4 separate regions of the Mus musculus genome follow, and all the other regions are linked to region 1. The links are chromatin loops, found by intact Hi-C in ENCODE. Cell type or tissue: heart. All regions are shown on one strand. Region 1 holds the start of Man2c1 (mannosidase, alpha, class 2C, member 1). Region 2 overlaps Cspg4 (chondroitin sulfate proteoglycan 4). Region 3 overlaps Ptpn9 (protein tyrosine phosphatase, non-receptor type 9). Region 4 holds the start of Sin3a (transcriptional regulator, SIN3A (yeast)).

What was found. Peaks named below come from ENCODE experiments on the same cell type or tissue, not always from the same donor. Only the 100,000 strongest peaks of a DNase experiment are listed, where the experiment ranks them.
Region 2: it touches region 1 in a loop (9-fold over the local background); 15 of 42 quality-filtered maps call a loop at or near these places.
Region 3: it touches region 1 in a loop (6-fold over the local background); 13 of 42 quality-filtered maps call a loop at or near these places.
Region 4: it touches region 1 in a loop (4-fold over the local background); 14 of 42 quality-filtered maps call a loop at or near these places.

Annotation. Positions count from the first base shown.
Region 1 is chr9:57,126,579-57,134,578 of GRCm38, forward strand. Sin3a (transcriptional regulator, SIN3A (yeast)) reads left to right here. Exons shown (of 22, transcript NM_011378.2): 22 at 570-1,790. The coding sequence ends at 800. It overlaps Man2c1 (mannosidase, alpha, class 2C, member 1), which reads left to right and starts at 4,199. Exons shown (of 26, transcript NM_028636.2): 1 at 4,199-4,311; 2 at 4,581-4,703; 3 at 4,954-5,077; 4 at 6,944-7,014. The coding sequence starts at 4,211. It overlaps Man2c1os (mannosidase, alpha, class 2C, member 1, opposite strand), which reads right to left and starts at 4,712. Exons shown (of 2, transcript NR_102289.1): 1 at 3,971-4,712; 2 at 3,404-3,549. In heart, CTCF peaks have their summits at 4,781 (motif pointing left) and 4,996; DNase peaks (open chromatin) are centred at 4,143 and 4,693; H3K4me3 peaks cover 2,242 bases; H3K27ac peaks cover 1,608 bases.
Region 2 is chr9:56,887,582-56,895,581 of GRCm38, forward strand. It overlaps Cspg4 (chondroitin sulfate proteoglycan 4), which reads left to right. Exons shown (of 10, transcript NM_139001.2): 3 at 1-1,205; 4 at 2,477-2,959; 5 at 3,409-3,585; 6 at 4,734-4,932; 7 at 5,036-5,170; 8 at 5,274-5,440. Among named protein-coding and RNA genes, the nearest start is that of Cspg4, 26 kb to the left of the region's middle. In heart, CTCF peaks have their summits at 2,353 (motif pointing left), 4,011 (motif pointing right) and 6,661 (motif pointing right); DNase peaks (open chromatin) are centred at 200, 2,410, 4,130, 6,630 and 1 weaker place; H3K4me3 peaks cover 998 bases; H3K27ac peaks cover 1,288 bases; H3K27me3 peaks cover 871 bases.
Region 3 is chr9:57,052,596-57,060,595 of GRCm38, forward strand. It overlaps Ptpn9 (protein tyrosine phosphatase, non-receptor type 9), which reads left to right. Exons shown (of 13, transcript NM_019651.2): 10 at 4,119-4,197; 11 at 5,116-5,266; 12 at 7,259-7,466. Gm10658 (predicted gene 10658) reads right to left here. Exons shown (of 3, transcript NR_045886.1): 2 at 4,674-5,206; 3 at 4,302-4,543. Among named protein-coding and RNA genes, the nearest start is that of Gm10658, 15 kb to the right of the region's middle. In heart, CTCF peaks have their summits at 52 (motif pointing right) and 3,818 (motif pointing right); no DNase peak of the experiment used is centred here.
Region 4 is chr9:57,069,952-57,077,951 of GRCm38, forward strand. Sin3a (transcriptional regulator, SIN3A (yeast)) reads left to right here and starts at 6,425. Exons shown (of 22, transcript NM_011378.2): 1 at 6,425-6,679. It overlaps Gm10658 (predicted gene 10658), which reads right to left and starts at 2,015. Exons shown (of 3, transcript NR_045886.1): 1 at 1,658-2,015. It overlaps 2700012I20Rik (RIKEN cDNA 2700012I20 gene), which reads right to left and starts at 6,098. Exons shown (of 2, transcript NR_152107.1): 1 at 6,007-6,098; 2 at 5,252-5,892. In heart, CTCF peaks have their summits at 3,103, 3,645, 4,495 and 5,936; DNase peaks (open chromatin) are centred at 3,190, 3,590, 6,300, 6,960 and 4 weaker places; H3K4me3 peaks cover 7,204 bases; H3K27ac peaks cover 6,413 bases.

The sequences.
Region 1 (8,000 bases):
TTGTGTTGATGTGAGTGTGCATTGCCACAGTGTGAGTGTATAGGTCAGAGGACAACCTGTAGGAATCTGTTCTCTCTGGGCTCAGGGGATGGAACACAGGTCATTAGACTTAGTGCCAGGCACCTTTACTCACTGAACTATTTTGCCAACCTCTCCTTTCCCCCATTTTTTAAAGATAACATTCTAGAGGACTGGGTAGATTGCTCAGTGGTTAAGAACACTGGCTGTTCTTTCATAGGACTGAGCTAGGCTTCTGCAAACATTAGGCACATACATGCTATAAATACAGTTTCAGGCAGAATGACTGGTGTACAAATAAAGTAATGAATCTCATCAGGCCAGGTGGCATATGTCTAATCCCAGCACTCATGCAGCAGGGCAGGCAAGCTGCTCAAGTTTTAGCCCAGTCTATGTAGCCCTGGTCTACATAGTGAGTTTTGGGCCAACCGGAGCAACATAGTGAGGCTCTGTCTTAAATACATACATATATACATAAATATTGTTTTGTATTTGAAGGGCTTATTTGCCTATTTTATCTGTTTCTTCTTTCTCTCTTACTTTCATTTTAGTCCCATGAGCGTGTAAGCAAGCGTCTGCATCAGCGGTTCCAGGCCTGGGTGGATAAATGGACCAAGGAGCATGTGCCTCGGGAAATGGCAGCAGAGACCAGCAAATGGCTCATGGGTGAGGGGCTCGAGGGCCTGGTACCCTGCACCACCACCTGTGATACAGAGACTCTGCACTTTGTGAGCATTAACAAATATCGTGTCAAATACGGCACAGTATTCAAAGCCCCTTAACTGCAGAGCCAGAGCAGGTAGCTCAGAGGTGTGTGTGTGTGTATGTGTGTGAATATGTGTGTGTATGTGTGTGTGTGGGGGCATGTGTACTCATGTACACTGAAGAATCAAGGAAGATGCCTTTCAAGCCACCAGTGCAACCAGGCACCAGCAGGATACACGAAAGGAATGCGAATGGATGGATACCTTAGGAAGCTGGAACTGGCACTTTTCCCACGGGTACTACCCAGACCCAACAGGGAATGAAGTCCATGCAAGCACAGAGACAGGCAGCTTGCTTGCACACACCAGCAGAGCTCAACTACAACTTCCTATGACCTGAGCAACCAGATGCTGTCCCCATTTGGATGGATGGATGGATGGAGGTGCATCTTGTCACTGCTCCTTTTCCCACCTCCAAAAAAGAGAGGGGAGGGGAGCCAGGATTTGATGATACCCTGACTTGAGCACAGCTAAGATCTCTGTTAGATTTTATCTGAGACCTGTTTGGCTTTGGAATTAATAACTTATGGATTTGGTTTCTGAGTCCTTGAAGTTCACCTTCTTCCCTCTTCTGGTTCTCGGCCTCAACAAATTCCAGTCAGTCCTCCTTTTTAGCTCCCATGGGACTGTTTTGTACCTGCTTCTTTACTAGTCTGCCCTAGTGCCATCCACCAGCTTCTCTCTCACACGCACACATGCACACACACACAATTTTAACTTGGTTTTTCTTTTTTGTAAATAATGTACATACTGTCAATTTTTTATTAAAGAAATATGCTTTGATGTGCTAGCATAACTGCTCTAGCTTCTTGTGTACCATAGTACCATGTGGCTTCAGATTTAGTACCTATAAACAGATGTACAAGACATTTATTACACTTTTTACCAAAGGGAGATACCATTGTAGTACTTTTGTGTAAAACTTGTCTTTCCCCCAACAACTTACTTTCTTTTTCCTTTTTTTTTTTTTAAATGTAAATAAAGCTTGATTCTTAAGGAAATAAGTAACATAAGTCCCTTGTCCTCTCCAAAGAGCTGTTGTAAAGTTGGGACTGGCTTTAATTTCTCCAGGTTACAAATAGGATTTTGCTTTAAATAAATAAGTACTTGTAATTGTCAAATTAACATATCAACAGTGAGGCCAGTGGGATGGCTCCATAGATAAAAGTGTTTGCCACATAAGCCTGACAAGTTTGCTCTCTGGATCCAATAGTGGAAGGCAAGATCTGACTCCCAGGAGTGCTGTGCCCTGTGGCACCTGAGTGCCTGTTCTTGTGCTCACGCACAGGCACACCGCACCTAGGCTCCTATTTCCCCTCTCAAAGTTCTAATTTCCCTTACTGGGAATAAGGCTACAATTCAGGATACCGAGCCAAAGAGTCAAGTGTATTTGTAGAAATTCGAAGGGAATGAATTTTACATTGCTTAGCAACATACACCAACAAATGCTTTTAAAATTGTAGCGTGGGCCTTTAATCTCAGCACTCAGAAGGAAGAAACAGATCTCTGTGAGTTCAGAGCTAGCCTGGTCTACATAACTTCAGGATAGCCAGGGCCACAAAAAGACCTTGTCTCAAAAAATAAGATTAAGAAAATTTTTTACATTTATTTGTATGTGTGCACATATGCATCAACGTGCAAGTGTCAAAGTCAGAACAACTTGTAGTCAGTTCTAGGACTTGAATTAGGTTTCAGGCTTGGCTGCAAGCGCATTTATTTGTGCTAGTATCCCCATCCATCTCACTAGACTCCACTTCTTAAAAGTTACATTTAAACGTGATCCATAACATTGGGGTGGGGTGGGGGCTCAAATGTGGTTGGCCTGGACTTTCTGAACAACAGACTAGCTGTCATAGAATTCGACAGCCATCACCTAGCAAGTCATAACCAGGTATTTTATCTTCCATTTAAAAATCCTCAGTCCTGGGGTCAGTGAGATGGCTCAGCTGGGTATGGTTCTTGCCACTAAGCCTAAAGACCTGAGTTTTGAGCCCCAGGCCCCACATATCCCACCCCCAACCAAATAAATTGTAACAATGTTTTTAAAATCCCCAACACCACCATAAAGAAAAATAATTTGACTTCTAGGTTTTCAAAAGGTGGCACAGTCCTTTAATCCCAGCACTTGGGAGGCAGAGGCAGGGGGATTTCAGAGTTCAAGGCCAGTCTGGTCTACAAAGTGAGTTCCAGGACAGCCAGGGCTTATACAGAGAAACCATGTCTTGAAAAAAAAAAAAAAAAAAAACTCATGAATTTTGCCTTGGACTCCTGAATTCTGGGAATACAGGTGTGTGTCACCATATCCTGCTTTTAGGGTGTTTTTCTCATAGGAGGACAAGGAAACTTGGAAGTAATCAAGCCTAATGGGAAAATGTAGGGCAGTGGCTGAGGCAGCATGCCAGGAAGAAAGGGTCTGGCTTCCTCAGCTATGGTTCACCTCTCCCCCTCTATTTCCTTAAGACTGCTGGCCTAGAAGGATGGGGAGCATGGGTCTGACCAGCAGCAGCCTTGGCAGTTGCTACCTATGTACTATGTACTGCACCTCCCTGCAGGTCAGGGTAAGATTTCAGGGCCCTTTTAGGAGAAAAAGTCCTTGTGACCAATAAAACAAGGGACTTTGCTCAAGTTTTGACAAGTTATTTTAATTGGCATTGTATATTTCTTACTTGATCATTTTTCTGGGTAACCTGCATTTGGAATGTAAACCTGGTTATTTCCATTAAAGCAGGCTAGTTAGATTCCTCCTGTATTATTTTCTTCCAGACTCCTGCAAACGTTAAAGCTGGAGGTTAGCATTCAAACTTCCTTGCACTTGTTGACCTGCGTTAGATCAAAATTCTGGACATTGGGGTAATGGGCAACGGTGATGCATGTAATGTAATGGAGGATTACTGGTGTGCAAAGCCCCTTTTCTGTATTTCTGAAAACACCCGAAGTAGCCTTGCGCTTTTCATATTATGCAGTTACCAATGCTTGAGTAAGTGAAGAGAATGGAAAACTAAACCTTTCCCATGCCCTTCCAGGGGTTCCCTCCCTAGCCCTTCCTTCAGAATACCAAGTAGCTCAGGCTGTACTCAAAGGCGCTACATTGTCGCAGATTACTCCAATTTACACTTCCTGGTCTGTGAACTTTGTGCATCCTAGGCAAGCACTCTCCCTACCGAACCACACCACCAGCTCAAACTTACCATTGTATTTTAAAATAATTTACCCAGCTGTCTGACAGCAAGGCTGAGGTGAGAACCGCGAAGGCTCAGCTTCCGGGTTTCACTGGGAGGCTCCCCAGAGCCAGCCTCTTGCAAAAGCCGTGGTGTTCCCAGAAAAGCTGCTCGGGTCTGTAAGCTGGTTGGATGCCGGAACCTTTGGTTCCAAGCGGTGCAACGAGCCGGCAGCACCAAGGATCTTCCGGGGAGGGAAGGCGCATCGCCATGGCGGCAGCGCCGTTCTTGAAGCACTGGCGCACCACTTTCGAGCGGGTGGAGAAGTTCGTGTCCCCGATCTACTTCACCGACTGTAACCTTCGCGGCAGGTGTGGTCCTTGGCCTACCACACCCGCGCGCTCTCCCCTTCCCTTCCGGAGGGAAACCCAGGCCGTGGCCAACCGGGCCGCGGAACAAAGTTCCCGCCACTGCCAGGCCAGGGGCTGGGGAGCGAACGGTAGAGGTTGGTCTGTGCTGCTGAGCTGCCAGGCAGTCCTCACGGCCTTAGCCAAGGGAGAGCGTTTCCCCAGCCATCCGCTGGCTCACGGGTGGGACAGGGGCGGCTTCGAGCATGCGCCCATCAGCTGCTCCTGCCCAGGCTCTTCGGGGACAGCTGCTCGGTGACACTCTCCAGCTTCCTGACGCCCGAGAGGCTTCCCTATGAGAAGGCGGTGCAGCAGAACTTCAGCCCTGCGCAGGTCGGCGACAGCTTCGGACCCACGTGGGTAACGCCCAGTTTGGCGAAGCTCCGCCCCACGACCAAACCCTAGTCTGCTAGATAGCAGAGTGGCGCCCTCTGCTGAGAGAAGCTCCTTTATCCTTCGGCGTCTTCACTTGAGTATTTTCATCCCTGCTGCCTCTCCCCCTTTCCCTTTATTCTTTGACCATTTCTCTGATGCTGCACATGCATGGAGAACATCTTAAAGCCGAGGGTTTCCACTCCTAGGCCCATCAAAATGGCTCTCTTACAGATGGTGGACCTGCTGGTTTCGGGTAGAACTGGTCATCCCTGAAGTTTGGGTGGGCCAGGAAGTTCATCTTTGCTGGGAAAGCGATGGAGAAAGCCTTGTCTGGCGTGATGGGGAACCTGTCCAGGTGAGGTGTCCTCTCTTAGAGCCAGATACTGCCACAGATTAGCCTGGTTTTTGGAGAAGCCACAGCTGAATGAATGGGTCTCCAGAGTAATTTCATGATTTCGGAACTGAGGAAATTGCCAGTGTTTAGACACACCCGAAGAGGTTATCAGATCCCATTACAGATGGTTGTAAGCCACCAGAATTTGGACACCAGTGTTATAAATCCCCAGTTTTCATAAGCTAGTTTTATTGTGTATAGTACATATGTATTGGGGGAAACTTCAAATCATTCTAAAATGATATAAAGTAAGGTATTAAGTTATCTTCCCATGAATAATGAATTTCTTTTAACTGCACTTCACATTCCCCAGATGTTAAATGTTAAATGTCATACCAGGTTTAATCTTTGTAATGCTATGTGATGACACTTTATATCCATTATAGATTTTAAAAAACTAAGACATTTCTTTGTTGGTCCATGCAGCTTCCGTTTCAAAGTCCAGTAACTGGGTCCTAAAAGAAGTCAGAGCCCTAGCCGGGCGTGGTGCTGCACGCCTTTAATCCCAGCACTCGGGAGGCAGAGGCAGGTGGATTTCTGAGTTCGAGGCCAGCCTGGTCTACAAAGTGAGCACCAGGACAACCAGGGCTATACAGAGAAACCCTGTCTCGAAAAAACAAAAAAACAACAAAAAAAAAACAAACAAACAAAACAAAACAAAAAAAAGAAGTCAGAGCCCTATCCAACTTTCTTCTCTTCGATGGCACCCACCTAACTGAACACTGAGGATGAACCAATCTATCTCAAACTCCTTGGGCTTCTTTTTTAATTAATATAACCCAGAACCACCACAAATTCTAGACAAATGTTCTCACCACTGAGCTAATCCATCTCCCACCTCCCGTTTAATTCGAGAAAGGGTCTTGCTGAATGATCCCTGATAGTAGCCTTGATCTTGTTATTCTCTACCATGGACCTCCCAAGTAGCTAGAATTATAGACCTGTATTAATATATCTGCCTCACTCCATGGGGTTTTCTTTTATATATTCATGGGTAAAAAGGCTACCAGAGGGGGTTGGAGAGATGGCTCAGTGGACTGACTGCTAAGAGCACTGACTGCTCTTCCAGAGGTCCTGAGTTCAAATTCCCAGCAACCACATGTGACTTACAGCCATCTGTAATGGGATCTGATGCTCTATTCTGGTGTGTCTGAAGACAGCATACAGTGTACCAATACATACATTAAATAAATAAATCTTAAGAAAGAAAAGCTACCAACCAGGCCTCCTAATCCCTGCCCAAGATCCTTCCCATAAGACCATCTGTAGGGACCTTGAAGTTAACCCAAGACACCCCAATTCAGGTTCTTTGCACAAATGAAATTGATTTGTTTCAGAGGGCAGAGAATAAGAGACAAAGACAGGAGACCGAGGACAAGGGAGAAGGGAAAGAGGTGTTTGTCCCAGAAGACAAAGGTCTAAGAAAATGGCAGTCTATAAAGCTACAAGAAGAAAGCCTATGTTGGGATGAGGTGGTCTAATCCCAAATAAGAGAATAGACCTTGGTGGCTAGCTTTAGGGATGTAATCTAGCAGTTTTACAAGGCAGAAGGAAGTGGGAAGAAGGGCAAGGCCTGCCATAGCCGTGCTTGCCGAGCTCCAGCTCCCCAGAGTCCCTTCACCACTGCTAGCAAACATAAACTGCGTGCTGGTCACCGATGGGTGGAACACTTGCTACCAAGGTTCCCTGATTACTTTATCCTAGCCTTTCCTGGTATCGGTGATTCAGGGCAGGGCAGCTGGATGGCAGAGCCTGGCCCTCATTGGCTTTACTCGACCTTCGAATTTTCTAATGGCCTCAAGCCCGGTCTTCTCTTTTCTCTACCAGGGTTTGACCAAAGAAGGCGAAAAGACCAGTTATGTCCTGAGCGAGAGGCTGCGAGCATCAGACCCTCGGAGGTAAGCATCCGCTTACACAGATGTGTTCACATAAGTGAAATCTTAATATCTCCTTTCTCGTGGTAAATATAAAAGAACATGGGGAAATTAATTACTCCTATTATCCTTCTACCAGGGATGACCATCTTTTTTTTTTTTTTTTTTTTTTTTTTTTTTTTTTTTTTTTGGTGTTTGGAGACAGGGTTTCTCTGTGTAGCCCTGGTGCCCTGGCTGTCCTGGAACTCACTTTGTAGACCAGGCTGGCCTCGAACTCAGAAATCCGCCTGCCTCTGCCTCCCAAGTGCTGGGATTAAAGGTGTGTGCCACCACCGCCCGGCAGGGATGACCATTCTTATCATCTCCGTCTTCATAATCTCAAAATGTCTTTGAGCAGAAGCACCTTTTACTAGATGAAAGTTATTTCTCTGATATTTTACACCCTACCTTTTACATTCCATTATTTCATATTGAGGGAGCATGTTTTCTATACCATGAAAAGCTAAGATATTGGGTTTGGCTGTTTGTTGTTATTTATTTGTTGTTTTGTTTTGTTTGAAACAGGATCCCATTCTATATCCCTGGCTGTCCTAGAACTCACTATGTAGACCATGTTGGCCTTGAACTCACATAGATCTACTTGCTTCCTCCCAAGTGCTGGGATTAAAGTTGGGTGCTACCATGCATGATTATTGCAGTGTATATTTAACTGTGCATTTTTGTTTGTTTGTTTGTTTGTTTTCTTTGGCTTGGTTTAGTTTTTTTGAGACAAGGTTTCTCTGTATAGCCCTGGATGTCCTGGAACTCACTCTGTAGACCAGAGCCTCAGACTTCATAGATCCATCTGCCTCTGTCCTGCCTCTCAAGTGTTAGGATTAAAAAGGCCTCTGCCACCACTGCCCAGTGTTAACTGTATATTGTTTCAGATTCCTCCAACACTGTGAATATGGTAAGGTGGCCTTGAAGGGCAGACGGAAATAGTCATAAAATTATGAAACTGCTGAAGATTC
Region 2 (8,000 bases), 240 kb before region 1:
CAATGCGGACCTCTGAGGCAGCCGATGACTCCTTCCGTTTCCGGGTCACATCCCCACCCCATTTCTCCCCGCTCTACACATTCCCCATCCACATTGGTGGTGACCCAAATGCTCCCGTCCTCACTAACGTCCTTCTCATGGTCCCCGAGGGAGGGGAGGGCGTGCTGTCTGCCGACCACCTCTTCGTCAAGAGTCTCAACAGCGCCAGCTATCTCTATGAGGTGATGGAGCAGCCTCACCATGGCAAGTTGGCTTGGAGGGACCCAAAGGGGAAGTCCACCCCAGTGACATCCTTCACTAATGAGGACCTACTTCATGGCCGACTGGTCTACCAGCACGATGACTCTGAGACCATAGAGGATGATATCCCGTTTGTGGCCACACGCCAGGGAGAGGGCAGTGGTGACATGGCCTGGGAGGAGGTGCGTGGTGTCTTCCGAGTGGCCATCCAGCCTGTGAATGACCACGCCCCTGTGCAGACCATTAGCCGTGTCTTCCACGTGGCCCGGGGTGGACAGCGACTGCTGACTACAGATGATGTAGCCTTCAGCGATGCTGATTCAGGGTTCAGTGATGCGCAACTGGTGCTGACCCGCAAGGACCTCCTCTTTGGCAGCATTGTGGCTATGGAGGAGCCCACGAGGCCCATCTACCGGTTCACCCAAGAGGATCTCAGGAAGAAGCAAGTCCTGTTTGTGCACTCGGGGGCCGACCACGGCTGGCTCCAGCTGCAGGTGTCTGATGGGCAGCACCAGGCTACTGCCATGCTGGAGGTCCAAGCCTCAGAACCCTATCTTCACGTAGCCAATAGTTCTAGTCTCGTGGTTCCTCAAGGAGGCCAGGGCACCATTGACACTGCTGTGCTCCAGCTGGACACCAACCTGGACATACGAAGTGGAAATGAGGTCCACTACCATGTAACCGCTGGTCCTCAGTGGGGGCAGCTGCTCCGGGATGGCCAGTCAGTCACCTCCTTCTCCCAACGGGACTTGCTCGATGGGGCCATCCTCTACAGCCACAATGGCAGCCTCAGCCCCCAAGACACCCTGGCGTTTTCTGTGGCAGCAGGGCCAGTACACACTAACACCTTCCTACAAGTGACCATTGCCCTCGAGGGTCCCCTGGCCCCACTGCAACTGGTGCAGCACAAAAAGATCTACGTCTTCCAGGGGGAAGCGGCTGAGATCAGAAGGGACCAGCTAGAGGTAAGGCAGTGCACGAGGCCTGCCAAGCTGAGGGTACTTCCATGAGGGGGGCGTTCCTGTGGGGATGCAGGTCTTAGGAGTATTACAGCTTCAGTAGTCACCTGTATGTGTTGTAGTTCTGCATGTGTCTAGGAACATACACCTACCTGTTAAGTGTCACGCACCTCCAGAGATCACATATACATGTGTCCTTGCTATGGATAGCCGTGTAAAATCTGGGTTCCAGCCAGATCCACAGAATCTCTGAAGCAGAGACCAAGAGTGTATATCCTGTCACAGTCCCTATGAGGTTACCATGAGGGGTGACCTTTAGGAGCGCTGCCCCTCAGATCCACAGGTCCTTAGCTCTTTCCCTAGACTCCACAACAGAACTGTGAGGGCCTGTGATGGTGTCTGTTAACTCAGGGAGCTCACAGCGCAATGCTGACCAGCTGGCTCACTGCCTTACTGTGAAGGCCCAGTTTTGAGGCCCTTCCAGTTCTGAGTGTTTGGACTTTGAGAAAGACCATGACTAAACATGTCAGGAAGTGTCCACACCAGAGGAGGCAGCATATGAACCAAGCTTTGGTGGTGCACACCTTTAATCCCAGCACTCAGGAGGCAGAGGCAGGCAGAGCTCTTTGAATTCAAGGCCAACCTGGTCTATTAAGAGAGTTCCAGGCCAGACAAAAGAAGAGGTAGGAGAAGAGTGGAGAAAAGAGAAAAGTATGGAGTATGGACAGCAAAAAAAAGTAGCAGATGGCATTCCAAGCTAAAAGAATGGATTCTGGGGGCTAGAGAGATGGCTCAGTGGTTAAGGGCACTGACTGCTCTCCCAAGGGTCTTGAGTTCAAATCCCAGCGACCACATGCTGGCTCACAACCATCCGTAATGAAATCTGATGCCCTCTTCTGCTGTGTCTGAAGACAGCTGCGGTGTACTTACATATAAATCTTTAAAAAGTGTGTGTGTGGGGGGGGGTGTATTCTGCAAAGGCATAGAATCAGAAGTGCAGTGTAGTTTAAGAGTGGTGCTTAGACTTTTTTGTGTGGGTAGAGCAGGCATTGAAGGAGTACTCAGCCTCCTTTGGGGTGGACCAAATCAGCAAACTGCTTAAGACCTGGGAGCCTGTGCTGCTAGGTATGGTGAGAGCGCCCTCTTGTGGTATATAGTGTCAGCTATAGCAGATCCTGAGCAAAGCATTAGCCACACGTGGCGACCGAGCCTGTTCTGCCACCTGAGGTCCACAACAGCCTGTGACCCCGTTTGTCCCCATCGTCTCTGTTGACTAGGTGGTCCAGGAGGCAGTGCTGCCTGCCGACATCATGTTCTCGTTGAGAAGCCCCCCGAACGCCGGCTACCTGGTGATGGTGTCCCACGGCGCTTCAGCAGAGGAGCCGCCCAGCCTGGACCCTGTGCAGAGCTTCTCCCAGGAGGCAGTGAATTCAGGCCGGGTTCTCTACCTGCACTCTCGCCCTGGAGCCTGGAGTGATTCCTTCTCCCTGGATGTGGCCTCGGGCCTGGGTGATCCTCTTGAAGGCATCTCTGTGGAGCTGGAGGTGCTGCCCACAGTCATCCCCCTGGATGTTCAAAACTTCAGCGTTCCCGAGGGCGGCACCCGGACGCTGGCCCCTCCTCTGGTCCAGATCACTGGGCCTTACTTCCCCACGCTGCCAGGCCTTGTCCTGCAGGTGCTAGAGCCACCGCAGCACGGGGCCCTGCAGAAGGAGGATCATTCTCAAGATGGGAGCCTCAGCACCTTCTCCTGGAGAGAGGTACCGGAGACACCTGCGCCTCCTCGGCTCTAGTTACTGGCACTGCTTTATGCTTTAATTTCAGTCTTCCCCTGAGAAATGGAAACGTTGTTGTTTACACACACACACACACACACACACACACACACACACTTCTTTTTTTTTTAAGAATGTAATATATATCATTGCTCTATTCAGACACACCAGAAGAGGGCACCAGATCCCATTACACATGGTTATGAAACACCATGTGGTTGCAGGGAATTGAACTCAGGACCTCTGGAAGAGCAGTCAGTGCTCTTAACCACTGAGCCATCTCTCCACATACACACTTCTTACCTGTGGAAATGTGTTCTAAAGGGATCTGTCTCCTGTACCTAACAATGGGACGTTAAGGGTGCTGGTCCCAAGATCCCTGTTGAGTCTTGGGCTAGCTGAAGCCTGACAACCAATCCTGGGTCTCCTCATAGGTGGAAGAGCAGCTGATCCGCTACGTGCATGATGGAAGTGAGACACAGACAGACGCCTTTGTTCTGCTAGCTAATGCCTCAGAGATGGACCGCCAGAGCCAGCCCGTGGCCTTCACGATCACCATCCTTCCTGTTAATGACCAACCCCCTGTTCTCACCACAAACACAGGCCTGCAAGTGAGTTCACTCCTGAACCTATCCCATCTCTGGTCCCAGAAAGAGACTAGAGTCCCTTCTCTCTGGCTCAGTGTCATCCTCTGTGAAATGGGTTCACTACCACAAACTTGGAAGGAGAGATGTGATACAGTGCTGAAAACAAAACGCAGTTGTGAGGTTTTGTTACTGGGCAGTCTTGGTTTAGAAAGACCATCCTTGACCTTGCCTGTCCTTGGACCCACCTGTTCACAGAAAGGTTTTCCCTCATGTCTCAGGCCCAAAATACCTAAAGAAATGTATTATAAGTCCTGTATTGTGGGCTGCAGGTTGGGAGCTCGAGGGTCACAGCAAATAAAGATCACAACGAAGCTTCCCTATATATAGGCTGAGGGTCTAGATAACTAAGGGATGCCTAAGTTGGAAATGATGTGTGGTAAATTGGCCACTAGGTGGCAATATCCACCCATGTTAGCCCCCTGGAGTCCAACACTGGTTTTAACTTACTCTCGGACTCTGGGAGGGAGAAGCAGCTCCTGGGTTTTAGAAGGACGTTTTCTGAGATGAGGGCCTCGTACCCAGAATGGCCTCAGTGACTGGCCCTGTGCCACATGGAACAGGGCTCTGGAAGAAGACCTTGCCCTGCGTGGGTGGGTAGCCTATGGGGCCTCCCCTGCACTGCACGGGTGGATTCCTAGCCGATTCAGCTAGGAATCAGGAATCAGCTCTCCGCTCTCCGCCTCCCTCCCGAGCTTCAACTGGCAGGAGAGCCTATTTCTAAGTGTTCTGCGCTGGCCAACACCATTGCCTCTGTCCTGTGCCCACCCGCGCCAGATGGTATATGCCATGGCAGGAGGAAAGGGAAGGCCCCCCCACCAGGGAGACCCGGCAGCACCTTTGGTCAGGGACAGGGATCTCTGAAGTAAGGACCAAACAGGAACATTTCTAGGCAGGAGGTTGTGGTCTGGCTTTGAGGTACAATTAAGATCAGGGCTGGTGGAGAAGGAACCTGCGTGACAGAAAAGGAGAATGAGAAAGAAGGCTCAGAATGGCACAGGTGTCCATGACAGCCGGGCAGAGCAGGTTGGGGGCCTGGTGAAAGTCCAAGGGCCAGGAGGAAAGGGATGGAAAGGACACAATGTGGACAGGACTTTCACGGTCTGTGTCCCTAGATCTGGGAGGGGGCCATTGTGCCCATCCCTCCTGAGGCCCTCAGGGGAACAGACAATGATTCGGGCCCAGAAGACTTGGTCTACACCATCGAGCAGCCCAGCAACGGACGGATCGCCTTGAGGGTGGCACCAGACACCGAGGTCCACCGCTTCACACAGGCCCAGCTGGACAGTGGGCTTGTGCTGTTCTCACACAGAGGTGGGTGCTGAGAGGGTTCTCCAGCCTCCTGGGGTGGGGGTACCTTGAGGGGAGGGAGCTACCTTGGGCCAACAGGACCCAGCTCCACCCACCCTGTGCTCAGGAGCCCTGGAAGGAGGCTTCCACTTCGACCTCTCTGACGGCGCACACACTTCTCCTGGACATTTCTTCCGAGTGGTGGCCCAGAAGCAGGCACTCCTCTCCTTGGAGGGCACCCGGAAGTTGACCGTCTGTCCAGGTAGGTCTGCATGCTGGCTAGCCGAGGCAGAATGGAGGATGGTAGCCCAGGACCCTTGTCTGGGCTCCTGTCAAAAGCTAACAGGCTCCTCCATGCTTCACAGAGTCTGTGCAGCCGCTCAGCAGCCAGAGCCTGAGCGCCAGTTCCAGCACAGGCGCTGACCCTCGTCACCTGCTCTACCGGGTGGTAAGAGGCCCCCAGCTTGGCCGACTCCTCCATGCCCAGCAAGGAAGTGCAGAGGAGGTCTTGGTGAACTTCACCCAGGCTGAGGTAAGGGCCTCACTCCTCAGCCACCACACAGACCCCAACCTTACCTCAGGTGGCTGCCAGCTGGAGCATCCACCTCACTGGCAGCTAGCTTCTCTGGATCCTGTCCCAGCTCAGGGTTAGGCCTCCAGAAGGAAGCCACAGCTGGATCCCAGAGGCTGACAAGGGCCCAGGAAGGAGGGCCAGAGGCACCCCAGCGGCTGGTGAGGGCATGAGCTCACTTAGGCTGGACAGTTTGGGATAAAGTTGAGCTTGGGACTCAGGAAAGATGCCAGAGAATGTAAGCAAGCTGGATGCAGATGAGTCCCAGGCAGAGTGGGCCAGTCTGAGGGACACTGAGATCTACTCTTCGGAGCAGAGTCCCTAGGGCACACCAGGACCACCGATCAAAATTATAATTTCCAGCCGCATGTTGAGGCTGACTGAGCGGCTGAGATGCCAGGGCTGTCGGTGCTAACTAGTGTGAGCCAGCAGTCATCACTCTTCACGGATTGGTCCCCACAGGGTCTAAGGCACTGTGAGCAGCTCCTCTGGGCTACGGTAGAGCAAACAGCATGCTTGGTGCTCCCACCTAGAGGCCACGTGGTCACAGCATGACCCCTATTCTTTCTACATGAGCAGGATCCAAGAGAACATGGCTGGCCCTGCCACTGGATCTGCAGCACTATGGTGCTGCTCCAAGAACTTTCCAACAGGGCTTACCCTGACCCTTGAAAAGGGCAGGACCCACCTCCGGGTCCCTTTCCAGCACTCAGAGGCCTCCTGGGCCCCACAAGTTCCTTTCTACCCCATCAGGGTGTGCGCTCCTCCTGAGAAGTACTGGAACACAGAGGGGGGAGGTGCGGGGTGTGGGGGAGCAGCTCCCACCCAGCAGGTAGCTCAGAGGAGGAAGCTGCCTTAAAGAGGGTCAAGTAAGATTCCTCAGACCCTGCACTTCTTTTGCTTCTTTGGCTTCTGTTCTCACTTCTCCCAGGCCCTAGCATCTACCATAGCCCCTTTCTGACCCCTCCCCACAATGAAATCTGCCAGTGGCTAGGGCAGCTGTATGTCCTGAGTCACTGGGAGCCTTGTTATCAGAGTCCTGGAAGGAGGAGAGGCTGGGACAAAGCCACGGTGCCCCTCCCCCACCCAGCAGCACACACACACCCCCCCCCCATGCTCCAGTAACACGAAGGACACAAGGCTGTGGCCACCAGGGGGCCAGACTGGCAGTGCCACCCAAGAAGGCTGGAAAGAGGCTACGTGGCACAGACACCCTCCTCCCCTGGCAGAGGTCAGGCAGCAGTAGGCAGTGGATTGACAGACAGTACCACTGCCCTTCAAGACACTGGGCTAGAAGGGCTCAGGTAACCTCAGTTTGTAGATAAAGAAGTGCATATGCAGTCTGGTGACTTTTATTCAGTATCATGGCTCGTAAGAAGCAAGACCAGGATTAAGCCTTGAGTTCCCTTCACCTAAGGATACTGTCCCCGCACCTGGCCCGAGTTTTGCCTTTTGCTCGCTAGGGCCTTCTCGTACAGGAGCACCAACAGGCAGCCAGGTGTCACGCTGACCTCCACCACCACTGCTGGGGGCAGGGGAGGGGCTCCATTTCCCACCATGCCCACCAGCAGCCTAGACTAGAGGTTACTTACAACTGACAGCCTTCAATCCTTTAGGACACATCTGGCCCACATCAGTTGTCACCGCTGAAGCCTTAGGAAAGTTCTCAGGAACCTGATAAACCAATTCTTTAAAAGCCTGTACTCCTTCTCGAAGCAAATCGCTGAGGGGACGCCCCTCCCTTAACGCAGATCAGCTCCCGGTGTAGACAACACAACCCGACTGCAGCGCTCTGGGACTCTGAGATGGCTCACTCACAACCACCCCACTCCGTTTCTGGTTTACTATCGTGCAAGCCCTGATTTGCTGGAAGGAAAATCTTTCTGCGTTTCCCTCCTAAAAGGGGAAAACAGAGGTAGAGCATGAGGGTGTGTCTTGATCAGAAGGGGCAGGAAACAGATTTCTTTACAGAAACAAAGAATACTACTTGGGCTTGAACATAAACTCGGAGGCCCTAAAGAATGGGTCATAAAGTTGATGTGAGGTCTCCTGGATACCAATGGAGTCTTCGTGATCAGTTAGTGGAGCTGATGCAGCAGTGAGCAGAACTGGCCTCAATCTGGCACAGTGGCACACACCAGCGTCTTGGGAGGCTGAGGCAGGAGAATCACTCGAGCTTGGGAGGTCAAGGCCAGCCTGGGCAACATAGTAAGACCCTTGTTCAAAACAAAAGCAGGAAACTAATCGAATGTTTTCAAAGGCTCACCCTGTGTTAGGACTGTAGAGGCGGTGGGCCGAGGCCTTGAGCAGAACAGGAGCGAGAAAACGTTTGCAGTAACCCAGGTAGGACCTGGGTGGGGAGGGAGAAAGGAGCTAAGGAGCCAAGGAAGTCTCTGGGTTTTCCCTGAGCCACTCAACAGCAGAGCTGCTGTCATGGCGATAGAGTCTCAGGTGAGGCCACTGGGGCACATCTGGGCCTAGCTACAGAGCTTGAAACATTCAATAGACATCAGTGGAGCAA
Region 3 (8,000 bases), 74 kb before region 1:
GTATTTTGCCTACATTGAAGTCTCTGTACCACATACATGCATTGCCTACAGAAGTCAGAAGAGGGCATCAGATCCTCTGGATTAGAGTGGTTGTGGGCTCTTATGTGGTTACCAGGAACTGAACCTGGGTCCTCTGAAAGAACAGCTACTGCTCTTAACCACTCAGCCATTTCTCTCACTCTGAAATAAGATCCTTTATTCTGTCTTTCCATGTCTGTCTGTCTGCCTGTCTTTGATGTGATGTGATGGAACCTAGCTTTGCAGACTAGGATGTCACTCCTCCTACTTCTTGTCTTTATTTTTGTTTCTAAAATTTACCTTTTGTTTTGTATGTATAATTGTTTTCACTGCATGCATGTATGCAGTGACCATGGGGGCTAGAAGACAGTGTCAAACCCCATGGAACAGGATGATGGTGAGCTGTCATGGGGTGCTAGTGTCAGGGAGGCAGAGATAGGAGGATCCCTCCAGTTCAGGTCTATCCAGTGTAACTACTAGGCAGATACCAGGTTCCAGTGAGAGACCCCATCTCAAAACAAAACAAAAATACCATTAAATGCAAACCAAGGCAGGTGGCCTTGACCACGGCTTCCGCATGTATAGTAGAGAGGCTGTTCCTACATATGCACACACACAATGTTAGTGGTTACTAAAGACTTTAACAAAAATAATGGGACCATTGGTCTTTCAGGTCTCAATTAACCCTTGATATTACCCTGCTTCTCTGAATATAGAGAGGGGAAAACACTGGGAAAACAAAGAATTATCCCGAGGAGTTATCACAAAGACATTTTTTGGAGAGTGCTCATCGTGCAGGTTCAAATTATTATTATTTTTTAAAATATTTATTTGTTTGTTTATTATATGTAAGTACACTGTAGCTGTCTTCAGACACACCAGAAAAGGTTGTCAGATCTCATTACGGATGGTTGTGAGCCACCATGTGGTTGCTGGGAATTGAACTCAGGACCTCCGGAAGAGCAGTCAAATGCTCTTTTTTTTTTTTTTTTTTGGTTTTTCGAGACAGGATTTCTCTGTGTAGCCCTGGCTGTCCTGGCACTCACTTTGTAGACCAGGCTGGCCTCGAACTCAGAAATCCGCCTGTCTCTGCCTCCCGAGTGCTGGGATTAAAGGCGTGTGCCACCACGCCTGGCTGTCAATGCTCTTCTTAACCGCTGAGCCATCTCACCAGCCCCTAGGTTCAAATTATAATGGACAGTTTTGCAAATGGCATTTATCCTTCACATCTATTTACTGAAATGGGGATTTTCTTTACTGTCCAATGTAATATGCTATAATTTAAATGGTTGAAATATTTAGGACCAGCCTTGCCATCCAGAGCTTATGGGAGAGAAAGTCCTTTGAGTGTCCTGGTCAATAAGAGCCTAGAGGAAGACTGGGCACTTAAAAATAGACAGAAGGCCTGGAGAGATGCCTCAGCATTTACTGCTCTTCCAGAGGACCAGAGTTCAGTTTCCAGGGGTCACTGGGGAGCTTGTAATGCTTGTAACCCGAGGCCCAGCGAGTCTGACCTCTGCAGGTGCCCACACACATCTGCCAAGCACTCCTACATCCAAACACACATATACAAAAATAAGTCTTAGCCGGGTGTGGTGGTGCACGCCTTTAATCCCAGCACCTGGGAGGCAGAGGCAGGTGGATTTCTGAGTTCGAGGTCAACCTGGTCTACAGAGTGAGTTCCAGGAGCACCACGTGGTGGCTCACCACCATCTGTAATGAGATCCGGTGCCCTCTTCCAGTGTGTCTGAAGAGAACTACAGTGTACTCACATACATATAATAAATAAATACATCTTTTAAAAAAAAGTTGGAATCCCTTGGGAGGTGGGGAATGACATATGCCCTTAATCCCAGCACAACCTAGGCTACAGAGTGAATTCTAGGATAGTCAGGGCTGACAGAGAAACCCTGTCTCGGAAAAAAAAAAGAAAAGAAAAAACAAGTCTTAAACAATGGAGTGGTATTACAGATGAGGGAGACAATATAATGAATGGAACAGAGTCAGAGAAATACATTGTGTCTGTACTGTATTTTTTTTTTAGTATTAAACTGTAAGGGGGAAGAAATATTCAGAAAAATACATTAGAATAGTATTAGTAACTTAGGTTAAAAATGATAAATTTCTCATCGTACTGAAACATTGTATTAAAAACAGGGGAGAGGGCAGATGTAGGAAAGACACTTAATTTCAAGGGCAAAACATTTTGCTTGATAACTTCTGGGAGAAGATGCAAATGGGTGATGGGTGTGTTAAAGTTGACTTCACAAACCAACCCCCCCCTTTTTTTTCTTTTCAAGATACGGTTTCTCTGTGTAGCCCTGGCTGTACTGGAACTTAGAGATCCATCTGTCTCTGCCTCCCAAGTGTCACCATCTGTCACCATCAATGGCTTTTACCCCTCTTCCCCTCTTTAGTGTGAGTGTGCTGTTGTTATTCCAGGAATTTCTCCCTTCCCCTCCAGACAGGGTTTCTCTGTCAGCCCTGACTGTCCTAGAATTCACTCTGTAGCCTAGGTTGTGCTGGGATTAAAGGCATATGTCATTCCCCACCTCCCAAGGGATTCCAACTTTTTTTTAAAAGATGTATTTATTTATTATATGTATGTGAGTACACTGTAGTTCTCTTCAGACACCGGAAGAAGGCACCAGATCTCATTACAGACCACCACATGGTTGCTGGGAATTGAACTCAGGACCTCTAGAAGAGCAGTCATTGATCTTAACCGCTGAGCCATCTTTCTAGCCCCTCATTTACTCTTGTAAAATGTGGGAGTCAGGGCTGGAAAGATGGCTCCACCATGTAAGGTGGAGGAGAAAACAATCCTAAAACACAAGTCCTTAGCAATCAGGTCCTTTCAAGGCTGCATGTGCCCTATGGCAGGCCTGCCACCTCATCACACCCCAGCACTTACTAACAAAACAACAGTGACAATAATAATTTTAACCAAGAATACTAGAAGTCCTATTATTAGAGATAAGAAAGTTGAGAAAGAAAACTTGGCATGATGGCACATGCCTATATTTGGATCACAAGTTTGAGGCCTCTCTGAGTTACACAGTAAGATCCCATCTCACAACAGGAAAAGGGGGCGAGGGAGAGAAAGTACATAAGTAAGTGAAAGAATTCTGAAGACTAGGTCTCTGTTCAGACTATGGGATTTGAGACAGTGGGGGCCAGAAGTAACCTGGTTTAGTAGTTACTGTATTATGAGGCTGAGGGCTACTGAGGTAGAAACAGACAGGTAGGTATAGACTTGACCCTTGCTACCGTACATGATGAGCCACAGAGCCTCAGGCGCTACATATGTTCCTACATACGGCTCACCTGGAATCTTTGGAATCTGAACACTTAATTTCTTTTATTTTTGGTACAGTGTAATTTATCTTTAAATTTTTATTCATTTATTAGTTAGTTTGTTTTGAGACAGGGTTTCTCTGTGTAGCCCTGGCTGTTGTCCTGGAACTCACTCTGTAGACCAGGCTGGCCTCGAACTCAGAAATCTGCCTGCCTCTGCCTCCCAAGTGCTGGGATTAAAGGCCTACGCCACCACTGCCCGGCTTTTATTTATTTTATATATGTGAGTACACTGTAGCTGTCTTCAGACATACCAGAAAAGGGCCTCAGATCCCATTACAGATGGTTGTAAACCACCATGTGGTTGCTGAGACTTGAACTCAGGATTTCTAGAAGAGCAGTCATTGCTCTTAACTGCTGAGCCATCTCCCCAGCCTTTTATTTTATGTAATAGGTGTTTTGTCTATGCACTACATACATGCAGTGCTCAGAGAGTCCAGAAGAGGGCATTAACTCCTCTAGAACCATAGTTATAAAATACTCACCCATACAGAGATGATATGGTTGGTTTGAGGACCTTGCTGAATAAGGAGAGCTAAGACAAGGCTCATATGAATACTTGTAATCTTAGTACTTGGGCGGTGGAGACAGAGTTCAAGGACAGGCTGGACTATAGTGAGTCTGAGTCTATATGAGTGAGATCCTGTTTCAGTCTGTACTTCAGAGATCCTATTTGGAAGACAAGTAGAGGAAGACAGACATGCTTCTAAAGGCCCGCTCTCCCTCCTGTCCTTTCATTCCAGGTCCTTTGGAGAACACCTATCGTGACTTCTGGCTTATGGTTTGGGAGCAAAAAGTTTTGGTGATTGTCATGACTACCCGGTGAGTTAGTCTTCTTTTAACCATAGATTCCATGACCCTAAGCTTGAATGATTAAGAAAGCTATGCCACATCTATAGTTAACATGGTAGGACACAGTGGAGATAGTGTTAGCCTTGCAGAAATATTTAATCCGTAACTGTAGGGACCCAGGGCTAGTGCGCTAAAGCCTATCCTGGGGTTCTGGCCTTATTCACAAAAGGACGTGCTGGGAAATGCCAGCAGCACACCTTGAAGCTGCCTCTTGTCTACAGAGGAAAGGTGCCTTCCTGGCCACTGCATTACCAGTTCCCTTTGCTCTCCATTTCCTCCTTCTTTTGATGGCTCTTCTGTTCATTAATATCTCTACCTGTAAGGGAACAGAAAGATGGTTGAAACATAAGGCAGGAAGTTCTGAATAAAGGATTGTTTTTGAAATTTGGCAATTCTGCCAAATGTAAGGAATTTCATAGTTTATTAGTTTCATCATTAATTATAACCTTTTTCAGATAGGGAAGAAAAGCGATGCTCCCTCAGTTCCCGTCCTCAGAGCATTGTCAACAGCCACCTGTAGTTGGGAGAATTGTCTTCCCCACTCCTGTGTCAGCCAAGGGCCCTTCGTCGAAAGAAACTGAGCAGTGGCCAAGGTCTAGGCCTCAGTGTGGATTTGCTACTATATGTAGGAAATACAACCAAGTATCAGGAAGGAGACAGATGATACAGTGAATGTACAATGCATGTCTGCTAAATGTATACATGTAAGAATGTTAGCTGTTTTAACACTTGTTTAGAAGGAAGAGATGTCATTTTTCTGCCAAGAATCAGTGCAGACTTCAGAAGCAGTGCAGATCACATTGCTGCCTAGGAGCTCAGCAGTTGTGGTGGGAAGCGGCTTACAGCTAGTTGAAGAGAGAAGGCTTAACTTGCTCTGTATGTCTTCAGCTTTGAGGAAGGCGGCAGGAGAAAATGTGGCCAGTACTGGCCTTTAGAAAAAGACTCCCGGATCCGATTTGGCTTCCTCACGGTGACTAATCTAGGAGTGGAAAACATGAACCATTATAAGAAAACAACTCTAGAAATTCACAACACAGAGGTAAATGCAGGTTTCTATTTTCTCTTTTGAAATTAGGGGAGCTCCTTTAAGAGATTCTCATTGAGGGTGGTGATGCACACCTTTAATCTCAGCACTCAGTAAGAAGAGGTGGATATCTGTGAGGTCAAGGTCGGTCTGGTATGTGTATGGAGTTCCAATAAAACAAACACACAAAAAAGAAAATGTCTAGAGGGAATAGGCAGGACTTTAGGGAGGTAATAAACAGATGATCAACTGATAAGCCAGTTATGTAGTGTCCATCTTTAATCCCAGCACTCCAGACAGAGGCAAGTTGATATCTATAAATTCAAGGTCAGCTTGGTCTATATAATAAGCTCCAAATAGAGATACCTCCCATTAACCGCCTTTCAAAAAACAAACAAACAAAAAAAACCCTCAACTCAGAACTAATGAAGTTATCGCCTCAATATAAGAGTGGCATTAAGAGGCTGGAGAGATGGTTAGTGGTTAAGAGCACTGATTGCTCTTGAGTAGATCCTGAGTTCAAATCACAGCAGCCATATGGTGGCTCACAACCATCTATAATGGGATCTGATGGCCTCTTCTGGGTGTGTCTGAAGACAGCTACAGTGTACTCACATACATAAAATAAATAAATAACTCTTTTTTTATTTTAAAAGAGTGGCATTAAAGAGAAGTAAAAAATTTCAACATTGGGACTCTGTATGCTAAGCCATGCTTCTTATCCTTCTGCAGAGGAGGCTGAGGCAGGATTACAAGGTGGAAAATAGCTTGGACTGCACAGTACGAATCTTGTCTCAGAAAAACTACATTGAGGGACTGGAGAGATGATGGTTCAGCTGTTAGAGTACTTTATACTCAATCATGAGGACGAGTGTTCAGACTGTAGCGCCCATGCATCCAGCTGGGGGGCCATTTATGCCTGTCATCAGATCTAATGGAGGCAGAGGCAAGAGACTTACTAGGCTTTCTGCTTATGGCCTAGTTGAGGATCCCTGGCTCCAAGTTCAGGGGGACCCTGCTTCAGAAGAGTGGGCAGCATGTGTTAGAGAGGACACCTGATGCCCTTCTCTGGCCTGTCTGTGTACTCCTAACATAGATGCCTAGGCACTTACAATTAACTAAGTCAATAAGTAAATAAATAAGGTACTGTTTTATTTCGAGACAGTGTCTCTCAGTATGTAGCCTTGGCTGACCTGGATCTCATGATAGAGGTAGACTAGCCTGGGCTCAAATGCATAGAGATCCATCTGCCCACCACTCCTTCCTGAATTTTGTGGTATAGAGTTGTGCTCCATGATGCCTGACAATAAATTTTTCTAAGGAAGATTTTGTTTGTTTGGTTGGTTTTTTGGTTCTTTTTTGAGACAGGGTTTCTCTGTTTAGCCCTGGCTGTCCTGGAACTCACTTTGTAGACCAGGCTGGCCTTGAACTCAGAAATCCACCTGCCTCTGCCTCCCAAGTAGTTTTTTTTTTTTTGATCTTATAACTTTATTATAACATATTTCCTTTCCTTTTTTTCCTCTCCAAACCCTATCTGCTCTTTCAAATGTATAATCTCTATTTTTACTAATTGTTATTGCATGTATTTACATATTTTCACACACACACACATATATATACATATATATAGTTGTAAATATAATCTGTTGTATCCATATAAATGCTTGTATTATGTTCTAGAGCTGACTGTTTGGACTGGACAATTAGTTGGTGTGTCCTTTCCTGTGGAGGACCACTTCTGGCTCATTTTTTGTCTTGTTTTTAATAATAAAATAATACAATAATAATAACTTATTAATAGCAATAATAAACAAGAAATATGGATCCTATAATATAGCAATTTGCCTTCCCAAACATATAGCCATTCCTTTGGGTTTGAAGTAGAAAATCAATTGTGAAGAAAGTTGACAGCAGAAGACAGGATCTTCTAAAGTCTTAAGAACCTGGAAAGCCAAGGGTAGACAGCAGACAGGAATGACATTAACTCTTGCTTCTTTTTCACGTAAGGAGCGGCAGAAACGCCAGGTTACCCACTTCCAGTTCCTAAGCTGGCCAGATTATGGTGTCCCTTCCTCAGCTGCTTCCCTCATTGACTTCCTGAGAGTGGTCAGAAACCAGCAGAGTATGGCTGTAGGCAACCTGGGAGCTCGCTCCAAAGGGCAGTGCCCTGAGCCACCCATTGTGGTCCACTGCAGTGCTGGCATCGGCAGGACAGGTACTGTGCCTCTTAGACTGGTGATGTGCCCAGAGGCGGTGGGGGTAGGGAGGAGGAGCTAAATGCTTAGGGCATGTCTGTGTTTAGAGGAGAAACTCACTCATCCCCTTGGTGGCAAACTGCTATGATAATCACTTTTTAAGGTCCTTTTGTATTCCTATGCTAGAGATGCTGCTTGCCAAAATGTATGCTTTATAAACCAAGTTCTTGGGGTTGTTAATCATCATGGTCTTCTTTTGACCTTGTGAACTCTGTCATCAACATGATTGTGGTCCCCAGAGAGATTAGCTGGCCCTCTCTTAGAGGTTTCTTCTCCTGGTGCTAGTCTTGTCCCCTGACACCCGTTGTTTGTGTTTATGAGACCAGGTCTTACTATGAAGTCCAATCTGACCTGGAATTCTCAGCAATCTTATTTTAGCCTCCCAAATAATGGGATTATCAGTTTGTGCTATCTTGCTTGGCTTCTGTGTTCTTCATTATGTGTGCTGTATGAGCTGCTGGCTTTACTAGTTCAGAGGTCCCTTTGGGAGAATA
Region 4 (8,000 bases), 57 kb before region 1:
AAATGGGGCTCAGCATTTCTGACTAGTGTTCTCTCTGTAGTACCACTGTGCCTCACCTCAGTAACGCAGTATCTATTTATGCCTTCAGCTAAAAGTTGATCCTCATTCTAGAGAGGATGAACACTGACTTTCACGGCTGTGTCAGGCCTCACACTGAACCCACTGTCCTCATCACCTGGCCTTTGCCACTACACAGTTCTTTCCAGCTACCACAGACATTCTAGCTCCTGTATACCAGGTGGAATGCCATTGCCCTTCCTAAGTCTGTACTTCTCACCTGTCCTGTCTCCCTCAGTGACAGCTTTCCACATGGACTCCAGTCAGGGAAGGATCCTAACACTATCTTTAAGGACCCCTTCTCTGTAGACCCATGCTCTCCCTCATTTTTCTGGGAACTGAAGCCCTGAACTAGGAAGAGATTTACCTGAACACAACACTGGCTATGCCAACCCTCTTTCATCTAGTAACCACAGAAGGCCACTGGCTACCTCTTCTGTTATCTACACTGAGCCAGCTGCCTCCTCTTCCTTGGGATTATTCTCAAGTAGACTCTCTTTAAACGAGATGAGATCCACTCTGTAGCCTAGGCTGGCTTTGGACTCAAGGTCTTATTCCCTTTGCCTCCCAAATGATGAGATGACAGGCATTTATTTATCACCATATAAAGCATTGTAAAGTTCTTATAAATAACTAGGTTGTTGGCATAGTCATCCAGCTGCCAGAGAATCCTTTCCTGTTCATATCCTACCTGATACCCAAGCTAACTCCCTTTCTTCAATGACCTCCAAAATAAGTGGTTCTTGGGGGCTGGGCTGTAACTAAATGGGAAGAGTGCTTGCCTAGCATGTATGAAGTACTAGGTCTGATTTCCAGAACCACATAAAGCTGATATGGTCATGCACAGCTAGAATCCAAGTACTTGGGGAGGTTGAAGCAGGAGAAAATGCCATCTGCTATGAGTTTGAGATCAGTCTGGGCTACATGACATCCTGTCTCCAAAACAAAACAAGCAAAAGGATGGAACAACAACAACAAAACAGTTTCTTGCTCAAACCACGTGCTTTCTGCTCAGCTCTTTTGAACAAATATGTTACTGATAAATAGCAAATGAGGCAGTTAAGAGCTTCATCTGAGGGCTGCTCAAAATGAGGAGACTTTTCTGGACTAGGTGATGAATAGGGGACAAATTTGCCATTGCTTTTCCCAATCTATTCCCCAATCCAAGATGCACCTTTGTTGCCAGTAAACTCACCAGTCCAACAGCCTCTGTGCCTGCTATGTGTGTGTGGCACTCTTTGTTCAGACTGCTAGCTAAACAGAATTACTCATGTTGAAATGACTGTGGATCTACTTAGAGAGAGAGAGAGAGAGAGAGAGAGAGAGAGAGAGAGAGAGAGATAGGGTTGGGAAAGACTTCGCCTTACTTCCTGCAGCAAGCATCTGAGTGTTTGGAGGATATCGTGAATATTCCAGCCAGTTTAAAATTGCACTAGATAGCAGACAGAGTGAAATACCTGATTCACACCCCATAGCGGCTCAGACAAGTGCCAGTTTTCCAGGTTTTCGGAATTCATGGCTGAAAGGCACCTTACAATGTAGACTGGACACACGTTTAACAGCCAGGAAAGTCTAGACGTTGCAGCCAATCGCTACTTACCTCTAATCCAACCAAATGCTAGCCAGGCCGGACTCTGTTTAGCTTCTGAGATATGATGCGTCCAAGTGGTAGGGCCATAGACTGTTACAGGTTTCTCCAGACCCAGCTCCAAATGGGTTGTGTGTGAAGGAAACCGGGGCCGTGTAGTTAAGATGCACCTCCTTTAGCTTCCACCCTGCGGAACTCCAAATCCCAAAAGGCCTAAGTCCGAAGTCCTCGAAAAACTCCAAGTGGCGGTGTGAGAGATGTAAGAGCCTCTGCTTTGGAGGCGACTCTTACTCGTGGATAGTTTAATTATTTATTTTTATTTCGGTGGAGGCAAGGGGCGATCAATGAAGGGGAAGGGGCGGGGAGAGAGAGGAGGCGGACCCATTGGGACTGACGTATACGCAGGAAAGCCAATAGATACTGGGGGGCGTTCCCTCTCATTCAGGACTCCTCGCCTGGTTCCGGAGGTATGTTAAACAGCTGCTTTTAATTTGGTCTCCCCAATTTCGGTATTTTGGGGGTCTAGTTCTTTGGTCGCTTGCTTTGGCTGCACAAAGTCTGTGTGGGTGCTGCAGTCCCCAAGACAGAGCTACGGGGAGGCTCGGAGTCCCGCGGTTGAGGTAGGCTAGGGGCAGGCCAGGAAGGAGAGCGCTTGGCGCCGCCCGCTCGTAGTGTGTTTCCAAGCAGGGCTGGAACGGTGGGGAGGGGGCTGGCCCGGCCTGGGTCGCCCTCGCGCCGGCCGCGCCGCCCAATTTATTTTACCAAGCAGTCGGTTTCGATAGGTTTAGGAAGCTCATTGGGGAATGGGCCAGCAGAAGACCAACTGCTCTTGTAAATGCTTTAAAAATATTTTAAAAAATAATTATAAAGAAGAAAAAGAGGGAAGAGGGCCCTGGTTGCGGCGAGCGGCCTCGGCAGGGGGCGGCGGCCGCAGCCTGGCCAGTCGGGCCCACCGAGCTCACGGTGTCCGGAGTTGGTCGACCGCTGGAGTTTAAGAGCAAGCCGGGCCCCACGGTCTTTCTCCGCTAACCACGCTGGGCGAGTGCAGTGGCCGCCCTGAGCGTTTGCTTCTGCCGGCAAACTTGGAAGGGTCGTGGGCGCGCTCTGGGGAGGCGCGGGCACCGTGGGCCCGCGGTTGTTAAGGACTCTGGGGGCGGGGGCAATGGCTGTATTTGCCGGAGGAGACTTGGGGCGGGAGAGGTTCCAGCCACTAGCCTGGGAGCTGCCGGTGTGTCCGAACACGGCATTTTAGCAAGTACTCGGCTGCAGAACCGGCTAGACTGCGGTCCGGCGTGGAGCGCTTGCTGAGTGTAGAAAAGCTCTAGGAACTCGGCGGATTCAATTCGCGGCCCCAGCTGATCCCCTCGCAAACATGGAGCTGCCTCCTTCCCCGCCCACCTCACGGCCGCGGCGGCTGCTCCCCCTCCCTGAGTAGTGTGTGTGCTGCCGGGGCTCCCTCTTCCGCGAGGTGCCGCTGCGTGCCACAGGGCCGCGTACGGGGAGGGGGCAGCCTTGTGCGCGCGCGCGCTCACGAAGGGGTGGCCTGAAAGGGGCAGTGAAGGTCGGAAACTGGGAAAACAGACTCCACGCTTGGAATAGGGAAAAGGAAATGCATCAGCGGGCGGGGAGGGGCGCGCCTGTCAGCCGGATGGCGGCTGCGGGCCGAGAGGCGGGGCACCGGAGCAAACTGCGTGCAGTGGCGGTGCAGGCGGGGAGGGCAGGCGCAGGGCCAGTTCTCGAAATGCGCGGCCATCTCTGCCTCCATTGCCTGGCCAAGACTGTTTACTATCTCTTGCAGGGAGCTTGTGCAACCGGCCTGGAGGGGACCCGAGAGGGGCGGGGACATTTCCTCTTCCACCCACTTTGGGTTCTCCAGAGGCTCCGCCTTCTCTTGTCTTTCACTGGTTGGATTCGAGTCCCTCTTTCCCTTCTCGTGTATGCATTGGATGATATTCTCTAGAGCTCCGCCTATCGGGAGGTTGGACTGGAGTTTAAGTTGCTAAAATTTTTTTTCTTCGAAGGGCGGAGGGAGGATTCCTGGGGCTTACGTGAGGTACAAGCCCCCGTCCCTGTTTCTGATTGGCGAATTGGATAGGCCTTCCCCTTCTGGGGTAAGCTAGGAGGAGACGTTCTCCTCCCTGCCCCCCCTTTCTCGTGAGCGCGCTCAGCACATGGTTGAGGCCCTTTTAGCTCCCTGCAACTTCCCTCCCGCCCGGAAGTCTCAGGCTCCGCGCCCTTAGTTAGGGGGGCGGGGAAAGCCTTGGAGGCACACAAAGATTCTTCCGAGTCTAGGGATCGGCTAGCCTTCGAGGTGAAGCCCGACAATTGCGCTGTTACTCCAGAAAGCATCGCTCCAGGGCTGCTGCACGGAGGGGAGGGAATGAGTTCTACCCTCCAGCCCGATCAACTTTTGCTGTTTTTCTCCGTGCCCCTTGACTTCCTTAAATTTAAGTTTCAGAAAGCTTGGACATTGGCCGCATCCTTAATTCCTTGTGCAAGGCAATCTTGATCCTTAGTCGGCGGAATCTAAGATTATGACAACCTAGTAATGGAACCTTTGGCAAGATCTACGATACCTCGGTCGCTGCAGTCAAGGGAAGTCCGTGAGGCTCATTTCTAGCAAGGATTCGGGGGTGTTTGTTGATACCGTGGTGGGAGTGCTGTACATTGTATGGTAGGTACCCAGCCTGGTGGGTAAGGCAGTTCAGTTAAGGATAGGCATCTGTCAGTTTTGGAGTGCTACTTCAGCCTGGAACGGTTTGGCTAGTTTTTCTTATTTTAGAGCACTGTCCTGGAACAGGGCTTGGCTTGGCTACCGGTGTGGCTGCTCCCACCTGTCGGCCACTCTTGGAGTTCACAACTCTTTACTATGGCCTCACGCCGTGAAGCCATCCTAGGAGTTAGACCCACCTGTTGCCAACACTTGTTTATGGCAGTCTCCGCAGGATTTACAGGAGGACAGTATTGGATTTACGAAACGGTTCCCCGGTGTCGTATCTCCTGGGGACACTCGACTCTAGGGAGGTTCCCTCTCCCCCTTTTGCTCTAGAATGCGGTAAGACTAATCCCACCTAACCTCTCATGGCACAGCGAAAGCCTCCCCAAAGCAAGGTCGGCATCGGGCCCACGCCTTACTAGTGAATAAATAAAAGAACTAGGTCTTTATTATTATTATTATTATTAATTAATTAATGTATTATATGTAAGTACACTGTAGTTGTCTTCAGACACTCCAGAAGAGAGCATCAGATTCCATTACGGATGGTTGTGAGCCACCATGTGGTTGCTGGGATTTGAACTCAGGACCTTTGGAAGAGCAGACGGCGTTCTTAGCCGCTGAGCCATCTCACCAGCCCAAGAACTAGGTATTTCAAAGCACTTTTTGTGTTCAGGCATTGTTACTTACCCAGAAGGCTTAGAGACCGCCATTAACTCACTCTGCTAAGGAGGAATGCCCACCCCCCTTTTTTTTGAAGGGCTGGCCTTAGGGTTCCTAAATTCAGACTATTCCTGCCCTTTCGCGAATGGTTGCGATTACAGCCCTTCCCCTTGAACAGTCATTCTTAAGACCATATCCTTCACACAATCTGGAATTTTTACTCCTTCTGTGAACGTAAGTGCACACTCAAGGTTTATTTATGCAGTGGTCTGTGTGAGGTTTTCAGCCTCTCTTCCTCCAGTTTAAAATGTCCCTGGATCTACCCGACCAATAGAGTATACATTTTCCCTTCATGCTCCGCCTTCCGGAGGCTTGCCCAGGCGGTGACATTTAAAGGCCTCCGCTGGGTTATCTCCGCCCCCTGAGGGCTGCAGATTCTGGTTGTCCCAGTGTCACAGTATTCAGTCAGCCCTAGTGACCAGCTAGTAATATCTGGGCTTTTGGATCAGATTAGAGCTCCAGACCTTAATTTTGGAGTCGGCTTGCTGAAAGTAGCTGCTGAGTGCTCCAGATGGCTGTGTTTAGAAGACCGTGAAAGTGTAAAAATAAGTGGGTAGGAAGGACAAGGCTTTCTGTCATTGTTTTGGTTAATTCTCCACGGCGGGTAATACTACTGCCTTTTCCTTTTCAAATCTCAAAGCCTCGGGTTTCGGCCGCTGAGCTCCCCGCCATCTCCGATCCCGGCCTTGGAACGCTGAGGTTCAGTCTCCAGTGTAAACATTCCACAAAAGGACTGCTAAGGTTCAGCATCCTCGCGCAGGGCGGAATGGTCTCCTTCCTGGACCGGCGCCGTGTCCAATGGCGGCTCCTACCGGCGCCAAGATAGTCCAATCAGATCATTGGGGGCGGGGCCTGGCCCAGCCGTGTAGTGGGTGGAGTCGGCCTCACTTAAGGACATTTTTACCCCACATTGGTTACTTACCTTCCTGGGGCTATGAGAGAAGCAAAGGTAGTCTTCCAATGCAGGGACCGGCGGAGGCGGGAGCCGATTTGTTAGGCCTGTGGCTGGGGCGGTATGGGGAGGGATATGTGAGACTCTCCAATGAGATGTGAAGAGGTACTCCTCTTCCTCCAATAGTATTAGAGCCCGGAGGAGGGATTCGGCAATCAGTCTCCAATAGGCGGGGTTGAGTTAGGGACTCTCCCCGCCAATAGGGGCGTGGAGAAGGTGAGCGGCTCGCTCTCCCCTCCCAGCGAGGGAAGAGGGCGGGAGTAGGTCTTTGCGGCATAGTGATTGGCTAAACCATTGACGGATGGGTAATATATCCCGTGGCGGAGCGAGGTTAAGCCTTCCCTCGGCGGGGCGGGCCGGGAGAGTGGGCGGGATTTCCCGGGTAACAGAGAAGCGGCCGCGGCGGTAGAGGCGGCAGAGACGGTTTCTCCATCTTCCCCCCTCCCCTTCCCCCCTTAGAGTTTCCCTCCCTCCCTCCCTCCTTCCCAGTCTGGGCACCCAGGCCTGTGACCGCTTCGTGGGCGCAAAGGAGGTTGCCAGTCCGCTCTTGCGGGCCTGTGCCCGCGCCGTTCCGGGGCCTCCGTGCTGGGTGCGAGGCTCACGCCGGGAGCGACGCACAGGCTGAGTGGCTGGAGCTTTTGCGGTGAGAGCACGCCGCACCGCGGTCCGCCCAGCAGCTGGGTGGCGGGTAACCCGGGACTGGAGGGCGTGTGTTTTTCGGGGGGGCTGACCTCGGCTTCCCGTGCGTGGCTGTGGGGGGCGGAGCGGAGCCGCACTCAGTGCGGGAGGGGGAGGAGAGCGTAGTCCCGGTGCGCACGGAGGGGCGGGTCCTAGTCCCGCCGATCAGAGGCGGGGCCGGCGCGCGTGCGGTGGTGGAGAAAGGGGCGGGACGGGCTCGCGCTAAAGGCCCGCGGCTGTGACCCCGCCCCTTCTCCCTTATGGGCGGGACCACTGGCTGAACTGCTTTGGGTCCGCGGGGCGTGCGGGACGGGAAGAGGGTCCCGGCGTGTGGCTTTCAGGGCGCGGTGGCGAGGGGGCGTGAAGCCTGTGTTCCCCCGCCTTAGCGGGATCCGGTTGGCCGGAAGGCGCGTCCGGGGCTGTGATGCCACGCCCCTCCCGCCCCGCCCCCTCCGGGATTTCCGCCTCCTTAGCAGTGAAGAGGAGCTGGGGAAAGCCCGCTGTGGCGTCTGGCAGGGGGTCAGGGCTCCGTGTCTGCTCCTCCCAGCATCCCCGTGGGTGGGAGGGCCCCTTGTAGACTGGGAACGGTGGAGGTGTCCGGACTTTATGCTGTGGCTTCTTCATCCATTCTGCTTGGGGCATCGTGGCCCGTAGCTGTAGTCTTCTACTTTGCTTCACACACCATGGATGGCGCCTTAACAGCTAGGGAGAGTAGAAGCGTGGTCAGCTGCTCCTCTTCGTTGTAATTATTGGGACGAGATACTCAGCGTCCTCTCTGGAGTGTCTGCGGTGGGGTGCGGCTGGTGCTGTGCCCTTGCTTCCCCGACAGTGGCCGGTGGGGGAGGGGCAGAGTGATCAGGGACTGGAATTGTGGAGGGCGCCAACCTTCCCTGGAGTTCCCTTGATGTTCAGCTACTGCGCCTTTACGGGTTGATACCTAAAAATTGCTACCATTTTTGGTAGCTTAGGACTTTAAACTCAGTTTACCATTTGAGCTCCTAACAAATCTGAGATTTTATTTCTAGAGAAAGTATTGAATTTATGATTGTAAGTGATGGAGTGAGTTTAGGGCACATAAGCATTGCTTCACCGCTAGGCTATACCCCAAGGCTAAATTTTTTTTTTTTAAGTCAAAGATTTAACTCTCTTTAAGTAAAATACTCTGATTTCTTGACTGATTTCACCTACAGAAGGTTTTGTTACATAAGCTTAGTTTCACAAAGGTAACTTAGAATTTTGTGTTCTCTTTTGGTTTTATGTAACTTCTAGTCCTTAAAGCTTCATGT